Regions from separate parts of the Homo sapiens genome. Here region 1 is linked to region 2. Evidence: read pairs that join two places in POLR2A ChIA-PET (ENCODE). Cell type or tissue: MCF 10A. All regions are shown on one strand. Each heading gives the region's core, and the rest is flanking DNA. Links, peaks and the distances in the headings are about the cores only.

Region 1 (5,492 bases), core at 221-5,220, 96 kb before region 2:
TCAGAGCAGATAATCATCCAAATTCAGTCATCAAATATTAAGACAAATAAAGAACTTGATGCTTGCTTTCCTTCTTATTTATTTATTTATTTATTTATTTAGAGACAGAGTCTCACTCTGTCACCCAGGCTGGAGTGCAGTGGCACAATCTCAGCTCACTGCAACCTCTGCCTCCCGGGTTTAACCAATTCTCCTCCCTCAGCCTCCAAACTAGCTGGGATTACAGGTGCACACCACCACGCCCAGCTAATTTTTTTGTATTTTTAATAGAGACAGGGTTTCACCATGTTGGCCAGGCTTGTTTCGAACTCCTGACCTCAAGGGATCTGCCCACCTTGGCCTCCCAAGGTGCTAGGATTACAGATGTGAGCCACCATGCCCAGCCATCTTGATGCTTTATTAAGCCAAATCCCTAATTATTTATGGTCTGAATCATCCACCAATGTCATAAAAATCTTAACAGCTACCCCAATATGGATATGAATGGATCCAAATAAACCACTTCCATGTCCAAATATTAAACAATAACAGGAAGCGATAATAGAAATAAAATCAATAATCAAATATTTTATTGATAAAGGATGGATTATCTCTTCCACCAGTCCTTGTAATACTCCCATCCTCCCAGCATGAAAATCTAATAGGAAGGAATGGAGGTTTATACAAGATTAGAGAACCATTAACAAGATTGTGATTCCCCATCATTCAGTAGTCCCAAATCCCTACACACTCCTTTATTTAACATACCAGTAGGCAGTGAATTTCACTAACTGATTTATGCAGTGCTTTTTGTTTATTAGCATACCAGTAGGTCCTGACAGTCAATATTTGTTTGCCTTTACCTGGAACAGCTGTCAATATACCTGGACTGTTATGCCTCAAGGTTATACTGGAAGCCCAACTATTTTTCAAAATATTAAGGGCTGAGATGGCTGAGCTAAATTTTGAGGAAATTCCACTCTAGTTCAGTATGTGGATGATCTCTTGTTATGCTTTTCCATTCTTCATGATTGTAAAAAACACACCCTGTAATTGCTGGAACAATTAGCTGAAACAAGACATAAGTTATCTAAAGAAAAATTCCAATATTGCTTAACAGAAATAAAACATTTGGGAAATTTAATTTCTAAGGAGGAAATACATATAAATTCAGATAAAGTAACTGGAATTTTTGCATACCCAACTCCAAAGACTGAAAGACAGCTTAGGAGTGTTTTAGGCTTAGCTGGCTACTGACACAGTTAGTTACCCAATTTTTCTTTCATGGAACAGTCTTTACATGCATTGTTGAAAGATCAACCTGACCCCATACATTGGATATCCTAAGAACAAATAACTATTCAGTAAATAAAGGAAAATCTTACAAGGGCGCCTGCTTTGAGCCATCCAAATTATCAGCTACCATTTTTGTTCTTTGTTTATGGAAGCCATGGCATCATCCTGGGTGTTCCAGCCCCAAAACACGGGGGAAAATATAGACCTGTTGGCTCTGATAGTCAGCAATAGACTCTATAGCTCACGGGCTGCCCCCTTGTTGGAGGGCCATTTCAGGCATTATCATATTTCTCAAGGCTACTCAGGAAACTAATGGAGGCTCCCTTGACTATATATGTACTTCATTCTGCAGAAGCTTTTTTGAATTCACATCATACACAATATTTTTCTGTCAACTGATTGGCTTTATTACAATGTACTTTTACTCTCTGCTCCACACATTACCCTCTCTTGCTGTAATACTCTTAATCTCACAAGTTACTTCTTGAAGCAACTGAGGAGATTACCTCATGACTGTATGGAACAGCATACAGTCTGTATGCTGTATAGTTCTATTACTAATAGAACAGCTTTTGATGCCCAGTCAGAATTTGCAGGAGATACCACTACAAAATGCTGATGTTACCTGGTTCACAGATGGATCATATCTAAAGGATAAGTTTGAAAAATACCAAACAAGCTATGTCGTTGTGTCTCATGTAGACATCATAGAGAGCAATTTCTTGCCTAAAGTAAAGTCAGCACAGTTGGCTGGATTAATAGTACTCACCAGAGGTTGTCTAACTGGCCAAAAATCAAATAACTAATATTTATACTGACAGCCATTACACTTTTGGTGCAGCTCATGTCTTTGGAATGTTATGGAAACAGCGAGGTTATTTAACCTCCTCTGGACATCCTATTAAACATGGCTCTCAAGTTTCTGATCTTCTGGAAGCCATCCAGTTACCAAAAAAAATTGGCTATTGTTAAGAGTCTTGGACATTCCAAACATGACTCCCTGGAGTGAAGGAGATAATTTTGCTGATGCTGAGCAAAAAAAATAAAAATAAAAATTAGCTTAATGCTAATATCAAATGAAACTGTAGAGATGGCCATGTTTAAAGTGAAGGGGCTCAAGAAAAGGCTCCAAAGCGGAAAAAGCAAATATGACTAAGGGAGAATGCTTTTCCCCCAACTTGCAAAATATAATATAGACCCAGTGACAGGAAAGCACATCCCTATTTTGCCTTTGGGATATCAATTTCCTATATTACAGCATGTCCATGAACTCATTCACTGGGGACTTGAGAAAATATTTGCCTGGGGAAAACACTATTACTGGAAACCCTCACCCACAGTAGTTCATAAGGTTTGTGCTAAATGTCCAATTTGTCCTATATATAATCCAGGAAAGCCTCTTCTAGATCTCAAGGGCATTTACCTTTGCCCACCGGCCCTTTCAATATTTGACAAATGGATTTTATCCACTTACCTCCAGCTCAGGGTTATAAATATGTATTGGTTATGATTTATATGTTCTCTCATTGGGTTGAAGAATTTCCTTGAGACAGTAGGAAAATGTTTGTTGGAATGGATAATTTCCTTTTGAGGAATTCTTTCCAAATTACATAGAAATAGGGAACTCATTTCACTGAACAGATAATTCACTTAATTTGTATAATCTGGCCTATTTTCCAATATTTTTATTGTACATACCATGCCCAGTCTTCTGATTGGTAGAATGAATATATCAAAAATAAAACCCAGCTAGAAAATTATCGAAAGCTTTTCCTATTACTTGGCCCCAGGCTCTTCCACTGGTTTTGCTTAACCTAAGAGCAGCTCCTTCTGGAATAATATGTCAATTATCCCATGAGATAATTACAGGTTGACCTATGAAAGTAAATGGCAGTTTATATGAACCAACTTTACTGAAAGGAGATATACTCCATTATTAACAAAGCTTAACTAAACTTCTTTTCCAAACAAACTAAATTGTAAAAAGAGCCTTAAATGCAATAGAGGCAGGACTTGGGACATTAAGACAAGTTGAGAATGTATTTAATGAAGAAAGACATTTACAAGAAAAGTTGATACTTACCAACCTAAGTAGAATAAAAAGCATACTCTTTCAGAAGGAAAGTGAGGGTTGAGAAGCTGCATGGAAAGATAATGATGCTATTGCTAAATGGGTGAATCAAACTGCCTGGCTAACGAGGGACTATGCCAAAGCCCAACAATCAGAAAAAGCATGGGTTCAAATTCAACAAGGTTATTGACCATGCTAATCCAAATGGAAGCAGAAGTGGCCTCTAAAACGTGGCCAGTCGTTTTGGATGCAGAAGCACAAGGTATACATTTATGGAAAACATATGGGCCCTCTTCTTCCTGGAAAATTGCTACCAGGGTACACAGCCTGTACTCTTAGGGCTTCAGCAACCCACATATACAGTAACCAGAAATATAATGCAGTATAGCTAGTGGAAATTGGGATCATTTTTAATAATACCCGTGTTCTCCCAACAGGCAGTTGATGGAACCATACTAAATAATAATATTTGGAATCCAATTTCAGTTTTAGATTGCAAACAAATTCAGGAAGAATTGTTCTGTCCCCAGAACATCTGGAATCCTGAAATCATGGAAACATGGTTCCTAATTTTTACCCCTATTCAAAATAATATATAGGAAATGGATATTTTTGTTTGGAAGCGAAGACAAATAAGACTATAAGTGTTGGGGAGGAGCCAAGATGGCCGAATAGGAACAGCTCCAGTCTACAGCTCCCAGCGTGAGCGACGCAGAAGACAGGTGATTTCTGCATTTCCATCTGAGGTACCGGGTTCATCTCACTAGGGAGTGCCAGACAGTGGGCGCAGGCCAGTGTGTGCGCGCACCGTGCGCGAGCCGAAGCAGGGGGAGGCATTGCCTCACCTGGGAAGCGCAAGGGGTCAGGGAGTTCCCTTTCCGAGTCAAAGAAAGGGGTGACGGACGCACCTGGAAAATCAGGTCACTCCCACCCGAATATTGCGCTTTTCAGACCGGCTTAAAAAACGGCGCACCACGAGACTATATCCCACACCTGGCTCAGAGGGTCCTACACCCACGGAATCTCGCTGATTGCTAGCACAGCAGTCTGAGATCAAACTGCAAGGCGGCAACGAGGCTGGGGGAGGGGCGCCCGCCATTGCCCAGGCTTGCTTAGGTAAACAAAGCAGCCAGGAAGCTCGAACTGGGTGGAGCCCACCATAGCTCAAGGAGGCCTGCCTGCCTCTGTAGGCTCCACCTCTGGGGGCAGGGCACAGACAAACAAAAAGACAGCAGTAACCTCTGCAGACTTAAGTGTCCCTGTCTGACAGCTTTGAAGAGAGCAGTGGTTCTCCCAGCACGCAGCTGGAGATCTGAGAACGGGCAGACTGCCTCCTCAAGTGGGTCCCTGACCCCTGACCCCCGAGCAGCCTAACTGGGAGGCACCCCCCAGCAGGGGCACACTGACACCTCACACGGCAGGGTATTCCAACAGACCTGCAGCTGAGGGTCCTGTCTGTTAGAAGGAAAACTAACAACCAGAAAGGACATCTACACCGAAAACCCATCTGTACATCACCATCATCAAAGACCAAAAGTAGATAAAACCACAAAGATGGGGAAAAAACAGAACAGAAAAACTGGAAACTCTAAAAAGCAGAGCGCCTCTCCTCCTCCAAAGGAACGCAGTTCCTCACCAGCAACGGAACAAAGCTGGATGGAGAATGATTTTGACGAGCTGAGAGAAGAAGGCTTCAGACGATCAAATTACTCTGAGCTACGGGAGGACATTCAAACCAAAGGCAAAGAAGTTGAAAACTTTGAAAAAAATTTAGAAGAATGTATAACTAGAATAACCAATACAGAGAAGTGCTTAAAGGAGCTGATGGAGCTGAAAACCAAGGCTCGAGAACTACGTGAAGAATGCAGAAGCCTCAGGAGCCGATGTGATCAACTGGAAGAAAGGGTATCAGCAATGGAAGATGAAATGAATCAAATGAAGCGAGAAGGGAAGTTTAGAGAAAAAAGAATAAAAAGAAATGAGCAAAGCCTCCAAGAAATATGGGACTATGTGAAAAGACCAAATCTACGTCTGATTGGTGTACCTGAAAGTGATGTGGAGAATGGAACCAAGTTGGAAAACACTCTGCAGGATATTATCCAGGAGAACTTCCCCAATCTAGCAAGGCAGGCCAACGTTCAGATTC
Region 2 (5,245 bases), core at 1-5,000:
TTTCTGTTCCTCAAATTTGCCAAACTTATGTCTAAATGTGGACTTTTGCCCTAGAGTGAGTGAAACTGTCTGCCCACACCCACTCCCACTCAGGCCTGTGAGCTGCTGGTTTCTTCTCATTTTCAGATTCCAAATGAAGGCACCTCCACAAAGAGGCCTTCTCTGACCACCTATTCCAAATCAGTCCTAAGTCTCTCACTAGCCCTGTGCTGCCCTATGGCAATTTCTGTGATGATGGAAATGTCCTATATACCACTAACCACTAGCCACATTGGCTATTCAGCACCTGAAATGTGGCTAGTGTGAATAACTGAATGTTTAATTTCACTTAATTTTAATTCATTTAGACTTAAATGTAAATAACCACATGTGGCTCCTGTATTAGATAGTCTGGCTGTAGCCATTACCTGACTCGTGCACTCGTCACTCCCTGGACTTGTCTTGCTGATTCATTTGTCTGTTGTTTGTCATTTGTCTGCCTCCCCCAACCAGACAGTAAGGTCAACAGAAGTGGCAGAGGGCCTTATGCACCTTGCTCACCGCTGTATCTCCCTGTGCCTAGGAGAATATCTGGGTCTTTGTGGGGCTCAATAATATTGTTGGATAAATAAATGAATGGGCATATAGAAGCACTCTGTAAACCAAATTACATAATATAAATGTAGTATATTATCATTATATGTGTATATAATTTGAAAGCCTGCAGGGTTATCTCTTTTTTTTTTTTTTCTTTTTAAGAGACAGGGTTTTGCTCTGTCACAGGCTGGAGTGTGGTGGCAAGATTATAGCTTGCTGCAGCCTCAAACTCCTAGGCTCAAGCAATCCGCTGGCCTTAGCCTCCCGAGTAGGTAGGACTACAGGAGTGTACCACGACACCTGCTAATTTTTTAAATAGAGACAGAGTCTTGCTTTGTTTCCCAGGCTGGTCTTGAACTCCTGCTTCAAGCATCCTTCTGCTTCAGCCTCCCAAAGTACTGGGATTACAGGTGTGAGCCACTGTGCCTGGCTGTGTTTCACTTTTTAAAAATCCCTAATACACACACAGCTGATCGTTAAATGTCAATAATTTTTAAAAGTTGTTTTCCTGTTTGGAGTGCATTTTTTATGTCTTCAAGTGAGACCCCTCACCACACAGGTAGTATATATGATAAGCAGTCCCTCTGGAAACCTAAGGAGGGCCTGGCCTGATCACAGTTCCAATTCCAGGCAACTTCTGAGCAGCTGTCTTTGAGTTAAGTAAAGCAGGACACACCTGTGAGCTCTTCTGCCTAGCACAGGCCGCGGTGGCCAGCCTTGGACCACAGAGGGCAGGCTCTCTTTGCTGGTCCCTGGGCTGTTCATCTGCTGCCCAGAGATCACTGTTCCAGGCTTGATCAGGATCAGGATCAGGTCTGAAGCCTCTGACATGCGTGGGCAGCTGCCATTCTATCATGAAAACATGAGTTTTCCTAAGGGGATTGCAGTATTCTGGAAATTAAAAACAAGGTAGGAGCAAGTCGTCTCCTTCCTGTGGGAGTAGCTGAAGCTCAGTTCTGAAATACAATGCCTGGCACTCCTGGGAGGGCTGGGACCTGGCCTGTTCCATGCCACTGGGCGGTGTGCGGTTTCCAAAGAGGGCTGGGGCTGTTATCTGACCTCCTGTCTTAATGAAGTGCTTTGGCTTCATGTCTGCCTCTGAGAGAGCTCTGTGACTGGAGCAGCAGAGTCAAATCGAAGACAGGGGACATCCCCCCAACCCCCATCCCCACCCCCACCTGGGCCTGAGCCCAGGAACTCCATGAGCACAGACTCACTGCCACTTCCATTGCTCAAAACCAGCTGCAGGGTCTGGGAACCAGGCTCAACTTGCTGTGCCAGGCCAGCCTGGACCTCCTCTGACCTGGGCCTGAGCTGATAAGTTGGGGGAACAGTCAGGAGACAGTTGGGCTGAGGTTGTTTTTAAGACTCCTCTGTGGCCCATGTGCTTGGATTTCTTGTCAAAACTCTCCCTCCTGACCTGCCTAACTTGCCCCTCCCCGCCATGCCTAGGCACACATTTTCTTCCCATAATATCAGACCTGATTCTCAGAATGGGTACAGGGCGTATTCATGGGGGCGCAGCTTCAGGAAGGGGCCTGCTGCAATGGCGTGCTGTGCTTGGGGGCATGAAGTGTGCAGGGGTAGGTATGCTGGCCCTGAGACTTTCCCCCGTGAGAATTTCATTGCCACAGCGCCAGTGGGTGGATCGATAGCTTTAGGAAGGTGAGGTTTCTTTTGTGGAGAAAGCACCAGGAACACTGTGTCCACCCCCAACCCCACCCCAAGCCACAGGCTCCTGGATGGCCTGGGTTCTTCCACTACACTCACTCAGCCCTTCTCTATGTGGTGCCCATGCCTGGAGCACAGCCCAGTCCCACCCTGCCCCTGAGGGTGGCTCACATGTTCTTAAGGCAGGTACCAGGAGGATGACTGGCCACTCAGGGATGCAGGAAGTGGCTTTTCTGCATGGCCTGCCTGGTGAGTCACCTGGAGAATGCTGGGCCCAGTTCAGTCCTCCCAGTCCCACAAGGCCTGTAGATACCAAAAATGGAGACAGAATCATCCTTGGAGAGAGGCCCAGGGGCAGGCCTGGGAAGCAGGCAGAGTGGGGACAAAGAGGGCCACCACATAAAACAGGCCCCTGTGGGCCTGCCCAGCCCCTCATCACACACGGTGGTTGGTCTGTGCAGTGTCTCTTTTGTCCCAGTGGCTTCATTTTGTTTCCACTTTTTATAAATGCTTGCTAATTCGGCTTCATCTTTTTCAAAATAATAATATGTCATTGTGAAGAGATGTCCCCTGCCAGGCATCTTTAGGGCTTTTCTCAGGGCCCAACAGACCGATGCACATGAGGGCATCAATGCCCTCCCCCAGCCTGGTGAACCCTGACTTCCATTCCAATGGAAGACACGTGGGGTGGCCGGTCTCTGCCCCTCTCGAAGGCACGTTTTGGGTTGGAAGGAGGCCTTGGGCCCCCTAAGGCAAGCTCAATAAGGGAACCAGTGACAGCGGAGAACTCAGCCACACAGCTCCCTTCAAGGCAAGTGGGGACCTCACGATGACCGCTGTGGTTATTCAGTGCCTGCGTGTGGCAGGCCCTGTGCTCCATGCTCCTTTGACATCATTGGGTCTAATTCTCAAGGGCCAGTCCAAGAGGCAAATATTCTCATTACGCCCATTTTACAGTGGGGAAACAGGAGCAGAGAGGTGAAGGAATTTGCCCAAGGTCACACAGCTTCAAGCAGCAGAGCCACTGCTCAAAACCCAGGTTTGGCTGCCCCGAAGGCTGTGCTTTTAACAGCACACCATCTGCCTCCCACCTGGTGAGGTCCGCTGAGGGTGCCCACATGCCTGCCCTGCGCTAGGTCCTGAGGGGACGGCAGACGCCTGTGGGCAGAGCCTACCCTCCGCAGTAGCTCAGAGCAATCTGCTTCCCTCCCCAAAAGGCCTGAGTCAAAACCCTCTCCACTGATGAAATGTTTCTTCCTGTGGAATTCCGCTGAAAGACAGCTCCCGACTGTGTCCATTTGTTCTCCACAGGAGAATCCTGTAGGGGAAAGATTATCAAAATATTTGCCGGCCTTGCAGGGAGTATTCAGAGTCGTTGCCGGAGTGCTACTAGATGTGTGAGGTGCTGCTGTTCCTCCTGGCTTCTGTTTGTATCCATCTGCCAAGGAGGGGAGAGGGGCAGAATCTCTGTTTAACCTATAGGTGGAAGCTATAGTTAGCATTCTATGAGCCCATCGGGGATGCTCAGGTACAGTGCAGATGTCTGCCAGTGGCATGTCCAAATAAATAGGCATTTAAGGATTTCCTAGGCCAGGCGCAGTGGCTCATGCCTGTAATCCTAGCACTTTGAAAGGCTGAGGCAGGCAGATCTCTTGAGCTCAGGAGTTTGAGACTATCTCTACAAAATTATAAAAATTAGCCAGGTGTAGGGGTGTGCCCCTGTGGTCCCAGCTACTCAGGAGGCTGAGGTGGGAGGATGGCTTGAGCTCAGGAGGAGGAGGCTGCAGTGAGCCAAGATTACACCACTGCACTCCAACGTGGGCAACAAGGCTAGACCCTGTCTCAAAAGAAAAAAAAAGAATTTTCTAGTTTAAAGCATTAGGGGGGATCTAAACTTTGAACTGGGTGAAGTGCAATTGGCATACTCCTGGAGTCTTGGGTGTGCTGAGCCCCCAGGGTGGAGGAAAAAGCCTTGGGTTTTTTGGTCAGAAGATCTGACAACTTGACTAGCTCTGCCCTTGACTGGCCAGGCAAGTCCCTCACCTCCCTGGGCTCATTGCCTTACCTGTAAAATGGGGTGGGGTAGCCAGGGGAGATGATCTTTGAGAGGCAGGGCAGCATCTGGGAGCCAGGCTGTCCAAGTCCCTTCATAAGAGCTGGCAAATGGCGGGCAACCTCTCTGGGTCTGTTTCCTCATTTGTACTGTGTGTATGTGTGTGTGTGTGTGTGCACCTGTGTGTGTGAAATGGGTCTATATGTAATGTCTCTGGAACAGTGCTTGGCTATTACATAATAAGCACTCAGTAAACTTGGCTATTATTATTTATGGCCCCTCTCCACTCCCACATGAACTAAACTGTGGGTCTTGGCAATCATCCTCTGAGAGAAAATGCTTTGTTTGAGCAGTGGGTTGAAAGGCTGGCTGGAGGGAAAGAAGATTCTTCCTTGCTGGAGTTTAAAAACAAGACATGGGGCCGGGAGGAGGAGAGAATCACTGAGGCCGGTATATGATCACCTCATGAGTTCTTCTGCCCATCCACCCCCGCCCCCGCAACAAGGTACAGCTTTAATGAGGTGATTTCACCCCTACAGAAATCCTCGAGGTTGGGGTTGGGGAGGCAAGGAGTGTAAATGTCCCCAGCGCCCAGCCTCCCTGATAGCATCTTGGAAGCATGAACAGGAAGAAGACTGTAGGGAGATTGGCTTCAAGTGCCGAAGCAGAACTCTTCAAACTTTTTCTGTTCGTTTTCACTATTTTGGGTTTCTCTCCCCCGAAGGGAAACACTCTGCAGGTGACACAGTGTGAGTTAAGAAAACCCCATGTGTCGGAGCCAGACAGAGGGGAGAATTCAAATTGGATCTCTACAGTTTACTGGCCGACCAGGGTTATCTCTTCTCTCTGAGGTTCAGTTCCTTCATCTGTAAAATGGAGATAATGATACTTGTTTTACAGGGTTGTTGGAGAATTAAATATGAACATATATGTACAGCAGAAAGC

What was found. ChIA-PET counts read pairs that join two places held together with the same protein. Peaks named below come from ENCODE experiments on the same cell type or tissue, not always from the same donor. Only the 100,000 strongest peaks of a DNase experiment are listed, where the experiment ranks them.
Region 1: POLR2A ChIA-PET joins it to region 2 with 7 read pairs; 2 of 35 experiments call an interaction of 5 or more read pairs at or near these places.

The regions. Positions count from the first base shown.
Region 1 is chr1:93,795,185-93,800,676 of GRCh38, reverse strand. It overlaps a transcript of BCAR3 not described here. Among named protein-coding and RNA genes, the nearest start is that of MIR760, 49 kb to the left of the region's middle. RefSeq lists an enhancer at 4,221-4,809. In MCF 10A, for the core only: no CTCF peak of the experiment used is centred there; a DNase peak (open chromatin) is centred at 2,186.
Region 2 is chr1:93,699,057-93,704,301 of GRCh38, reverse strand. LOC102723480 (a long non-coding RNA gene) reads right to left here. Exons shown (of 4, transcript XR_947602.3): 4 at 647-5,166. It also overlaps a transcript of BCAR3 not described here. Among named protein-coding and RNA genes, the nearest start is that of BCAR3, 20 kb to the right of the region's middle. RefSeq lists enhancers at 301-380, 1,823-2,733, 1,957-3,156. In MCF 10A, for the core only: no CTCF peak of the experiment used is centred there; DNase peaks (open chromatin) are centred at 1,641 and 2,441.